Linked DNA regions of Mus musculus: regions 2 and 3 are each linked to region 1. The links are chromatin contacts, found by Hi-C or POLR2A ChIA-PET in ENCODE. All regions are on one chromosome and are shown on one strand. The core of a region is the stretch at or near the end of the contact, and the rest is flanking DNA. Distances in the headings are between cores, read along the strand shown.

The links. A loop is a pair of places that touch in the nucleus more often than their neighbours do. ChIA-PET counts read pairs that join two places held with the same protein, here RNA polymerase II (POLR2A).
Region 2: a loop to region 1 is called in a map of T-helper 1 cell, with 2.2 times the contacts of the local background. The contact joins the promoter of Syngr1 here to the promoter of Enthd1 in region 1. A Hi-C loop is called at or near these places in 1 of 37 maps with a recorded cell type or tissue (T-helper 1 cell). POLR2A ChIA-PET finds 5 or more read pairs at or near these places in 2 of 5 experiments (both embryonic stem cell).
Region 3: a map of v-Abl transformed pro-B cells shows a loop between it and region 1 (2.4-fold over the local background). The contact joins the enhancer-like site here to the promoter of Enthd1 in region 1. A Hi-C loop is called at or near these places in 3 of 37 maps with a recorded cell type or tissue (T-helper 2 cell and v-Abl transformed pro-B cells).

The regions. Positions count from the first base shown.
Region 1 is chr15:80,558,321-80,562,397 of GRCm38, reverse strand. It overlaps Enthd1 (ENTH domain containing 1), which reads left to right and starts at 1,928. Exons shown (of 6, transcript NM_001163189.1): 1 at 1,928-2,394. The coding sequence starts at 2,046.
Region 2 is chr15:80,089,577-80,093,653 of GRCm38, reverse strand. Syngr1 (synaptogyrin 1) reads right to left here and starts at 2,320. Exons shown (of 4, transcript NM_207708.1): 1 at 2,162-2,320. The coding sequence starts at 2,260. Gm31134 (predicted gene, 31134) reads left to right here and starts at 1,820. Exons shown (of 2, transcript NR_168675.1): 1 at 1,820-2,103; 2 at 2,643-2,921.
Region 3 is chr15:80,277,659-80,281,735 of GRCm38, reverse strand. No RefSeq gene overlaps it. Among named protein-coding and RNA genes, the nearest start is that of Cacna1i, 7.5 kb to the left of the region's middle. Within about 2 kb of position 2,238, at least 1 of the 3 ENCODE cell types and tissues checked has a DNase peak (open chromatin) inside an H3K27ac peak, as active enhancers do.

The DNA of each region.
Region 1 (4,077 bases), core at 679-3,178:
TAGACTTTTTTTTCTTTGTTGTAACAGTTGAGAGTGTATTTAGTTTTGACACGGTGTTAGGCACATCCATTTTAAACTACTGTTTTGGGTTAGAAGGCTCTTAATTTTTTTTTTCAGAAAACAGAAAATTTGTTTACGAAAATGCTTCCAAAATTTGAGGATGCAGTTTAGAGAATATAGGAAAAATGAATAATAAATGCAGTCTTTCCAAAATATAGATAGGTAGCCATAAAAACAAAAGAGTTTTTAACAACTGTTCAATTCCAGCAAGTTATAATTCTAAGGCAGTTTTTTTTTTAAAGAAAAAATAGATCTGTGAAGACATGGATCAATATTTGTTATTCTAGGCTGGTGTTATGGTGCAGCTCTGCATTGAGTGAGTTTGGTGGAGGGGAAAAAGGACAGTAGAAATTGAAAATTTTAATAGTGTGCTGAACCATTATAAATCAGGTTTTCACTGCAGGAGGAAGTCAGACGAAATGTTCACATTCCGGGTGCATACGAGACAACCAGAACATCACAGAAACACACTTTCTTTTTCTTCATAGGATATGGTCTCTTTCTGAGAAATCTTATTAAAGCAATTATATTTTGTATCTAATTTATTTCAGACTGCATTGGGTTTAAATCAAAAGGTAGAGGGGCTGAAAGGGTTAATGATCTGGTTTTGTTTTTTGTTTTTTTAAGGTGATAGTTCATTTAACCATGCATCTGAAAATTATGTTTTCCCTTGATACACAGATTAATCAGGCGTGAGCTAGAAGCTGAGGAGGCCAAGGAAACAAAACTAAAAATACCAAACAGTCGTTATGAGTTTGATTTTTTTTTCTTTCTTTTGGATGGGTGCAGCTTTGATAGCAAAATCTGATTATAGTTCATCTAGACTTCGTTGGGTCTGGATGCTCATCAGGGCTTGAAATCAATTTGGCACAGTGCCTTTGTCCCTGTCGGAGGTGAATCACCAGAGAAATTACAAACTAAGTGACTCACCTTCCTGCAGAGTAATGAAAAAGAGGAAGGGAGTTTCATGTAAATCAGAAACTGGTAATTCTCAAGTATCTTGCGAATTCTTAGGGCCGAGTACCGGTTTAAGTTTGAATGCGTTTTTATATTAACCTAAATGCTTCCTCTTCTATGTATGGGGAAGCTGTCAGACTCCTGCTAATCACTCCAGGCCTAAGGGAGTTCCTCACGCCATGTCATTTATAAATAGCACTTTGATACTGTTGAATGTTAAAACCACACCTTTTTTTCCCTGAAAGCGAGTAAAGAAAGTAATCGAAGCTTTCCCTCTAGTTTGCTAGGCTAAGATGCTGCTTTGGATACTGTGTTAGCTGTAATCCACAGGAGGTAGAGTATTTATCTTAACGCCGGCTCTCTAGATAGACCAGAGAGCAGCACCTACTCAGGTTTGATCAGAGTGCTTCATGGTTCTGCAGGGAACAGGGTTCTGGGTACGAGGAGGACCTCACACTCAATTTTCACCACCATTCAAATTATTTCCAGGACACAGTGTGTATAACAACAGCTTTTGTTAAGAAAGAGGTGTCAGAGTGCAAATTCCCCCTGAACTATGAATCTGTCTCCTCTGTGTGTACGTCTTTAAACTCGTACTCCTTGTCAAGGGAGCTGAGCAATATTTTCTGCAGAACCTTTTAGGAGCAGATAGACTACCTATATTCTCTGGATAGCTGAGGTCAGTCTTGTGAGGGATTTTCCCGTGTTTATCCTAAGCACACCTATATAGAGTCCTTTCCTTCCTCAGGCTGGTGATGTGACAGGCTTTCTTGGAAACTAAAATTTTTTTTTTTTTCAGACTAACTTGGTCTCCTGTAGACATTTTTTTTTTTTTTTTTTTTGAGGAACTTACACCACATTTTTTGTACTTTCCTTGCAGGAAATCGATACTTTACCAGGTGGAGATGAATCATTTGTGTTTGAGAGCGGCAGAACTTGGGACGAATCTGTCAGGCGCTCTGTAAACCAGTCACTCCTGACCCATCGCTCTCACCCACCTCCACCCCCTCCTCAGACTCACTGTAGCTATGTCATTCAGGAGGCAAGTGAAGAACTTCGTGAAAAATTACTCAGATGCCGAAAAAAAAGTCAGGGAAGCAACTTCCAATGACCCCTGGGGCCCCTCTAGCTCTCTGATGTTAGCTATCAGTGACATGACTTTCAATGCGGCCTCCCTCTCGGAGATCATGCACATGCTGTGGCAGCGACTCAGCGACCACGGGAAGAACTGGCGCCACGTGTACAAATCCCTCGCCCTGATGGACTACCTCATCAAGAACGGCTCCAGGAAAGTTATTCAGTATTGCAGAGAGGGCGTCTGTAACCTTCAAATGCTAAAGGATTTTCAACACATAGATGAAGCGGGCAAAGACCAAGGTAACAGTTTGTAAAAATTCGACAGTGTGCCTGTAAGGACAGGCGTGTATAGCAGTGTTTTAAATCTTCAACTGGAGCAAGGCGGTTCTCAATTTTTGAGTGCCTTGTGATGTAGCCTAGGCTGTCCTGAGCTTGCCCTCCAGTCCCAACCTCCCTCGCGCTAGGTTGATGTGCACCCTGTTATCACCCTGGGCTTAAAGAGTTGTCCTTAGATGTCCCAGCCACTGTTTTCCTCCGACCGCTGTGGTTCTCATTTCCGTCCTCTGATTGACTGTGGCACTTGGGAGAAGAGTGTGTTTGTTTTCAAAAGAGCACAGAACACACGCAGGTCCTGATCCAGTGACGCCTCACAGAAAAGTAAATACAGCAAATGAAGAGAGGAGACGCTGCCGTTTGTGTGTTGATGTCACTGTAATTCACGAGTATAATTAAGTCGGAATTTAGTCATAAACTAGGGAAGTGTTTCTAGGGACTCTGGAATCTCCGAAGGCTATGGAGATGAGCTCACTTAACTGAAGCACAGAAATTCAGGTCTTAAGATAATTCTGGGTGTAGAAAGGCGATGGCATAGGAAGATGGTATAGAGTATTGAAGTGGATTGGTGCCAAATTTGCAAAGAAAAGAGCCAACATTCCTTTCCTTTGTGTTAGAAATGCAAAGTTATAATTGTGCCTAAAGTGATAGGTTTTAAGTCATAAGAAGAAAATACAGTTCACTCTACTCTCCATGGTTACTGCATTTTAAAATGATAACTTTAAAGAAATGAAAAAATGAGACAAAAATAGTTTCTATGAACCCTTCTCCACCAAAACATCATCTCTCCAGTTTCTAAGATCAGTGAGGTACACTTGCTACAAGTGGCAGCCAGTGTTGACACTACTACTGATGTTCAGTTTAGTTGTATCATAGTTCTGTAGGTTTTGGAAAGACATACTGTCCTGTGTCAACCACCCAGTATAACACAGGGTCTTTCGCTTCCCCGAGGATGCCTTGTGACCTGCCCTCACCCTCTTTGCCCTGGATGCCACTGGTCTTTATAGTTTTACTTTTTCCAGATGTAAAACTTCTTTAGACTCGTTTCTTTCATTGGCAGGATACCCCACGGTTCTTCCAGATCCTTCCATAGGTTGGAAGCTTGTTTCTTTTTATCTTTCCTCTTTATGAAAAGGTTTGTTGAGATATAATGCATATACCATACAAATTGTAACATATGTGTATATATATACATATATATATATATATATATATATGTATATACACACACACACACACACACACACACACACACATGTATATTATAAAATATAGGGTCATTTATATAAAGTATGTATAATTATAAAGTTGTTTATTATAAGATGTGATATCTATATCAACACTTGCCTTTTTGTATTCACTTGTATTGAATTTTTTTTTCAATCAGAATCTCACGTGGACTTGAGTTAATAAGTAGCTGAGTTGAGTTCACCTTGAACTCCTGATCTTCCTATCCCCACCTCCCAGGTGCTGGGATTAGTGGTGTAAGCTACCATTGCCAGGCTCATATTTCCATTTGTAAGTGTGCAGTTTGGTACGTTCATCACATTTACTGTGTTGGGAAGCCACCACCACTCTTGTTTAAACCTTTTCTAAATCACTGTCAGCATTAAGCAATAGCTGCTCATTCCCATTCCACTGAACCTCTAT
Region 2 (4,077 bases), core at 1,071-3,570, 470 kb after region 1:
CTCCTGTAGCCCAAGCTGGCAATTTGCTATCTACCTTAGGTTGGCCTTGAACTCTGATCCTTCTTCCTCTACCTCCTGAGTACAGACAGTACAGGCATGCACCACTGCTCAAAGCCTTTCTTGTGGGGCCGGGGGTGGGGGGGGAGGCTTTTTTGAGACTCAGTTTCTTTGTGTAGCCCTGCCTGTCCTAAAACTCACTCTGTAGACCAGGCTGGCCTTGATCTCAGGTATCCACCTGCCTCAGTCTCCAAGTGCTGGGATTAAAGGTGTGCACCACCACTGCCCCAGGACCAAAGCTTTTTTTTTTTTTTTTTAATCTAGATTTTAAAAACATTTTTTTTTCCCCTCTAAATGCCATTGCTAAAAATATAGAGCACCTGGGATCCAGGTGTGGGAGCAGGGCCTGAAGGTCGGGTCGGGAAGGGCTTGGGGCTGGGCTTCATCACCTTTACAACCTTCCCAGTCTGGAAACTACAGGAGTTGCCATCTCCTCTGCATCAGAAGCCCAGTCCTCTGGTGACAGGAAGACTTGAATTCCAAGGCTTGCCTGCCTTTCCCAAGATCCATGAGTGGGTGCTAGATCTAGTTCATTTTTCTCCCTCCTGCTGGGCATGTCCTCCTTTGACCCTGATGTGAAGTGTAGGTCCTCTGTGTCCCACTAGAACCAACATGACATCACCTCCACGAAGCACATCCATGCCACAGCAGGGAGACCTCTGGTCCTGGCTCCCTCTCTAGTAGGACTGTGGGCTCCCTGAGCATCAGGACCGAGCCTGAGCCTGAGTCATGCTGCCCTCCCTCCCTTCCCTCCCCTCCGGGCCTGGCAGACTCAATAAAGCTTTGCTAAATGAAGCCATCACCGGTAGAAATGACCCAAGCAGAAGGAACGCCCACGCCCCCTCACAAAGCTTGTGTTTCCAACATCCCAGCCAGGGGCTCCAGAGAGGTCAGAGGAAGCAGCGCACCTGAGCAGGCAGGTGCCTCCAGGGTTCCCGTTTTACCTAGGGCCTGCAGGGGCATCTGAGAGCTGGGGAGGGCCAAGAATGAATAAATCCGGTGTCACAAACCCTCGCGGATATAGCTGGGCTGCACGGCCATGAAGAGTAACAGAAACAAGGCTCCCCACAAGAAGGAAACGTAAAAGATCCCCGTAAGACCAGAATTAATCTCAAGCCATTCCACGCATCAGATCCTGAAATGGCCCTGAAAACGAGGAAAGGAGGGCACCTCTGCAAGCCCGGGTCACAGCTGACTTCGGTTATTAGCCCCCAGGGGTCCGTGACCCGTGTCACCAATGCAGGCTCTTCTGGTCTTAGCACAACAGGAATGGACCCCCAGATCTACAGGGGCAAGACCCTCCATGAAGCCAGCCAACCCCAGAGCCTACAGGCCTCCTCACCCTGGGGTGCAAGGCCTCCTGAGCCACTCCTTCAAGATGTTTCTGCCCCACCCCCCAGGTTTGAGCTGAGCCCCACTCAGCACTGGGGGACCTGCACGGACTAGGTGGGCTAAAGATTGCGAACAAACAGACTTCTCTGCTCTCTATTGCATGGAAGGAACCTTTCTCCAGACCACATTTAGAATCCACTCAGGTGTTTGTTAGGGATCGGAGAGTTGCGGATTCATAAAATGTCAGAGCCCAAAGGGGCCTGGCTCCTCCCACCCCTATAAATCGAGAAACTGAGGCATGACATAAGAGGTGACGCTCCCCACCCAGATCCGAACTGAATCCCTCGTATCTTTTTTGGGGTGGTTCCCTGCCCAAGGTCACGCGGCAAAACAGATGCGGGTCTTGACGGAACCCAAAAATCCAGGCTCCAGACTCAGAGCTCCGCAGCGTACAGAGTGAGCAACAAAATCTAGTTCCAGGTCCTCGCCCCGAAAGCGCGCGGCAGGTGCAGCAGTGCGCCCTAGAAAAAGATCCACGCCCTGATCCGCGCCCCCCAATAAGCGGCCTTAAACTTGGGCTCCGTCCCCACCGACGCACGAGAACCTAGCCGCTAAGTGTAAAGCAGCGACAGCCTGGAGGTCTCGGCGATGGGACTGAGGACCTCGGTGACAGGGGCCGTGATCCGCTTGTGTCAGCAGGGCCGCCCGGGCCAGGTGAGGTCGCGTCGGTGTCCGGCGCCCCGCGCCCCAGCCCGCCTTGCTGTGTCCTTACCCAAGACACGACGCGCAGGATGGTGTGTGGCTGCCTCACCAGGGTGTAGGGGTCGAAGGCGCCCCCGGCTTTGCCCGCTCCGTACGCACCCCCTTCCATCGTGGCTGCACCGCGCGGCGCCCCCCGCTCGGCGCGCGCCGCCGACCCGTGCGCGTGCGCGGCGCCCCCGCCCCCTCCCCTGCGCTCGGCTAGTGCTTGCCGGGGCTCCCGCCAGGGGGCGTCCGTGCACGGCAGGTGCAGCTCCCCGAAGCTCGCGCTCAGAAAGCGGGTGCTTCTTGGGGTCCCGGTGTGGGGCGCGCTCCCAGCCAGCGGGGTGACCTCTTTGCAAAATAGCGCGTGATCAGGGTGTGGACAGAGAGTGCAGCCGCATCCCCGCTTTCGGAAGCCCTCTGAGATGTAGTTCTTCAGGAAACTCTTTTTGTTATGTATTTATTTATTTATTCATTTGCCTCTTTCCTTTCGCTCTCTGCTTCAAATAAAGGGAAGGGGCTCCGTTTGATCGTACAGTGGCTCATTGAACGCGTCCGTAGGTCGCTGGCTGCAGTAATGACCCTCTCTAAGAGATCTGCACAGCCTTCTCGGGCCCCCAGAACCACCTAGCCGCCGAGCTCCACCGATGATGTCATGCACGCGCCCCCTGACCTGGAAGGCGCTGTAAGGGAGGCAAAAGCTGGGAAAAAAACAGACCTGAGACTCCCTTCCCCTTCCACCACAGCTCCCGATCCCTTTCCTTAATCCAATAATTAATTATGTACTTATTTCTTCCGTTGTCTCCTCTGTCTGTGTGCTCCTGCTGGTCAGGTTTTGTTTATATCCAAAGGCCTCACAAACAGTAGGTGGTCAATAAATATACTCTACCCCCTCCCAACCCCAACATAGTTGGCCCTTTGGGGCTCTTGGGGGCTTTTTTTGTTTGTTTGTTTGTTTTTTGTTTTTTTCGAGACAGGGTTTCTCTGTATAGCCCTGGCTCTCCTGGAACTCTGTAGACCAGGCTGGCCTCGAACTCAGAAATCCGCCTGCCTCTGCCTCCTGAGTGCTGGGATTAAAGGCGTGCACCACCACGCCCGGCTCTCTCGGGGGCTTTTGTCGTTGTTTTTATTTGTTGTTTTTGTTTTGTTTTTGAGACAGAGTGGCTTGTAGAGGCCGGCCTCTGGAATTCACCGGGAGGAGGGGGATGGGTTTTGAATTTCTATTCCTCCTGCTGCTTTATCCCTGTGATGGAGTTTCAGGTCTGAGGCAGCTGTTATACTATGATCCTATAAAACGTCTAGAGGAAAACAAGGGAAGATCTTTATAACTTTGTACATTGGAAGACTTTTTTTCATTTTTATTTTCTCTTTGTCTTGTATTAGTGTCTGCCTGCATGTTCATATGAGCATCGTATAAATGCATTGCCTGAGGAGGTGAGAAGAGGGTGTGGGATTCCCTAGACCTGGAGCTCTACAGACCTTTGTGGGTCACTGTGTGGGAATCAAACTCTGGTCCACTGCAAGGACAAGTGCTCTTAACTGCTAAATTCACTGTATAGCCCGTGTTCAGTTCAAACTCGGGACAGTCCCATGTCCTGAGATCACAGGCATTAGCCATCACATCTAACAAAGCATTTTCCCTGAAGCACAAAACTGTGTGGTCAGGAGGTTCCTGGGCTGAGCAGCCAGCACCGGTACTTACTACAAGTCCTTGAATGTTGTACAAATATCCTCCTCTTGCCCATATGTACCTTGTCCTGAGTTCTATGGCACACATAGATGAACACGTTCATATCTTTCCACGATTTATCTCATAACAATAAATTCACAGGGTGGAGCAGTTTCAACAACAAGTATGCCGCCTACACCTTGGTAATCTAGCCAAGGTGATTTTATTCCAATCCCAATTACTCATATTAACACGCTTGTCACCCGGCACACGGGAAA
Region 3 (4,077 bases), core at 989-3,488, 280 kb after region 1:
CACTCAGTACTGTTTCCTTGTTTCCTTCCACAAACCAGGTCCCAGGTGCACAAAGATGCAGCCCAGCAGAGACACAGTCATATCCAAACAACTTGAATATTCATTTGTAGAAGAGAGCTCAGAGCCCTAGATGTGGGGGGTGAGGGGGGTCACAGCAGGCAAGACAACAGCTCAGTGGCCTGGACAGGGTCATTTGAGGAGAGGAAGGCCATCCTCACTAAGACACCAGCAGCCACAGGAGAGGAGAGGGGCAGGCTTGATGAAGCCTCAGGACCACCTGGTTTGGTAAGAAGAAGGATCGCCACAAAAGGATGGGTGCAGAGTGGCCCTCCCTTCTCTCTACCACTGCGTCTGTCTCCTAGGCTTTGCCTGTCTTGCTCTCCCTGTCCCAGGACTGTGTGTGTAAGTCTCACACACAGACACGCGGCTCCTCTCTCTTTTCTCCATGAATCCTGCTGCTTAAAGAAAGAACAAAAGAGCTGGCAACTCTCCCTTTTATCCTGGATGGACAAAGGCTGACTCCAGCGATCAGACCTGCGGGAAGCTGCCTCCCATGCCACCATTGAGGAGAGACAATGAAGCACGGGTGGGAGCGGGCCCTGCGACGGCCATTGTCATGATCACCAGGATATCAACCCTGACCCCAGTCCTGCAGCCCCTCACCTCTGACAGCTCTGTTGGACACTGTAGGGAACATTAAGGCTTTGCTCAGAAATGGAGTGGGTATCACCCAGCCTCCTGCAGCTTCTGAAAGTCTGTCATCAAGGATGCCTCCTTTTAAGGTTTTGATCTTTTCTATTTTATGTGTATGAGTGTGCCTGAGTGTGTCTGTGCACCGTGCACATGTAGTACCCACCGAGGCCAGCAGAGGGTGCTGTATTTCCCAAGACTGGAGTTATAGAAAGTTAGGATCTTCCATCGTGGATGCCGAGATTGAACCCAGGTCCTCTGGAAGAGCAGCCAGTGCTCTTAACCGCTGAGCCACCTCTCCAGCTCTGGTCTCCTGGTGGATAGTAAAGGCCACCCTGAGGCTTTCACCCAGTAAGGTCCTTTCTTCCCTCAGGCCCTGTTCTAATCGCCAGAGTCTTTCTGGCTCTGCCTTACTGGCCTGCCTCTGTTATACCTTGCCAGGCTTAGGCCCTACAAAGAGAGCCTGTCTGTTCAGACCAGAGCTCAGCCTAGAGCAGCTGCTAGGAGGTCTGCAGAATAAATGAATGCATGAATGTGTGGATGGATGGATGGATGGATGGATGGATGGATGGATGGATGGATAACCAAAGATCACAAGAAGAGAGTGACTGGTCACAGTATGAAACTAAACAGAGTTTTATCAGGGGAGCTCCTACTTTAATGAGGGAGTTAGAAACTACAGACAAGGGCTGGAGAGATGGCTCAATGGTTAAGAGCACTGACTGCTCTTCCAGAGGTCCTGAGTTCAATTCCCAGCAATCACATGGTGGCTCACATCATGGTGGATCTGTAATGGGATCTGAGGCCCTCTTCTGGTGTGTCTGAGGACAGCTATAGTGTAGTCACATATGCAAAATACATAAATAAATAGAAAGAAAGAAAGAAAGAAAGAAAGAAAGGAAGGAAGGAAGAAAGAAAGAAAGAAAGAAAGAAAGAAAGAAAGAAAGAAAGAAAGAAAGAAAGAAAGAAAGAAACTAAAGACAATAAACATCTAGTGAATCAGATGGTGACTAGTCCATAGGGGAAAGGAAGGTGAGGGGAATAGACAGGGAAGGAAAACAGGGTTGTCCTCTTTTAATGTTTTAATGGCTCAGTATTCAGTTCAAGGCCTCAAGAATGCTAACTGAGCATGTACTCAACTACTGAGCCACACCCTCAGCCTTGGGGTTCTCATTTTAAATGCTGTGGCTGAGGGACTAATGAAACGCTGATCTTTTAACAAAGGCTCTGACTCCCATGAAGAGAGTAGGGAGAGCATGTCCTCACCCCTTTCGTCCATCTCTTCACACACACACACACACACACACACACACACACACACACCTTCCCTGAGACCTTTCCAGGAATCACAGAGGTGCGCACAGACTACCATACAGTATAGCAAACAGGCAGTGCCTGGAGGAGCCCATGCACACCCTCGGGGTGATCTGGGCAGCTTTCTGCCGTGCTGCTTGCAAGATGTGCTTTGCAAGCTCAAGTGTCCACCCTCATCCTCCAGTGAGAACGGTGAGCCCTGCTAGAAGGAAACCCGTCTGCCGAGTCTGAGAGTCAGTGGAAATTCTATGTAGGCAGCAGGGAATCAACACGGGCCATCGCATGCTGAAGCTGATACCAGATAAGAGGCCTCACACGTGCCACATGGCCACTGTGTCCTCACTGCCACACAACCACACACACACAGCCATACACCACACACACACACACACACACACACAGGCTGCAGAGGTGAAAGGAACCAACACATAACCCTGACAGGTGCAAAAACTGGACCAAGATCACCCAGCAGGGAGTGTGAGACATAAGAGTGAGGTCCAAAGCCAAACCTATGCCAACTCCACTCTCCCCAGCTTGCCTAGGCCTACATAACCTGGTTATGAAAGCCCATAGGTCCTCCTTTGCCTTGACCCTCTAGAGAAAACTGGGAGCTTGTCCAATGCTTGACCCAGAACACTCACTTCTAGAATACAGAGACACCCTCCCCAAAGGAGAAGATTTGCAGATACCAACAGTCTTCACACTCCTGTCTGTGCACACACACACACACACGAGCACACACACACAAATTCACACAGACCTTCACATATACACACAAACAGATACGTGCCTATTAAACGCACTCTTGGTGAGACACAGATTCACGCACACACATTCGCACGCCTCTCAAGTACACACAGATACAGGCGTGCTGTTATTAAGTTCGCACTCACACAAGCGCAAATGTACCCCCTTCCCCGACTGCACTCACAAAGGGAGAGTGGTCCACAGTGGGAGATATAGGGAAGGGGGAGACAGGGAGAAGGATGATGGAGAAAATGGAGGAAGGGGTGGGGAAGGTGAGGGGCTTGATCGATGAGGGAAGAAGCAAGCTCTGAAGGAGAGGTTCTGGTGGAAGGATGGGAGAGCAGAGAGGGAAAGATAAGGCGATGGGAGGCAGCCGGGAGGAAGAAGAGGAGGGAGCTGGAGGCCGCTGTGATTGGAGCCTAACTTTAGCTGCAGAGCAGAATGACTCACACTTGGGGGGAGCGCTGAGCAGGCTCCAGTTTTCTGTTTATATACCTCCAGGAGCTAAATATACAGGCTGAGGGGTTCTTCTGTTCTGGTCCAGCAGTTCCTTGTGTTCTCCCCCTGCCTTCACCCCCTCCCTCCAACACACACACACACACACACACACACACACACACATCCTGCCTCCTGAGGCCTCTACCCCATCAGCCCTCACCCACAGCTCTCCCCTCCAGGGCATCAGCTGCCAGGAGCTGACCATGGGGTTTGGCTTCAGACTCAGAAATAAACATGATACAAACTGCCCCTTTCCAAAGCCAGAAGGTTGGGTGGGAGGATTCAGTGCTTGCCCAAGGTCACTCAGCATGAAGTAGATGTGCCAGGCTAAAGTCTTCAAGGCTGCCAGACCAGAATCTCTCTGCAGGAGAAGGGGCAAGGGCCTGGGGACTGATTCCCCAAGAGCAGGCAGGTAGAGGCTGTAAAAGCGGGTACAAAATATCAATTGGAGTTGGAGATGGGTAATTAGGGGTCCTGAAAACAGATATTTTCATCATTGCTAACGTCGCCCTGCCCCCCCCCGTTTAGCCTTCCAGGTAGCCCCCCCCCCCCGCAGCATCCCAGGGAAACCACAGGTTCCCTGAACCCTGGTTTGCAGGGTGAATTTTCAAGACCCTGTGCTTCTGACCAGCATGACCAACTGTGCCTGTCGCTGTCCGTGGTGCTGATCCTGAATTGTTCTTCCAGCCCAGACATGGCTGTCTTTTCTGCAATCTTGACAGTACAGTAGACTCAGGGAAGAGACTGTGGCCACAGGAAAGGACAAGAAGAAACAAAGGACATGGAAGCCATAGACTTCCAGCAGATAGCTGACAGATGGGGCAAGCT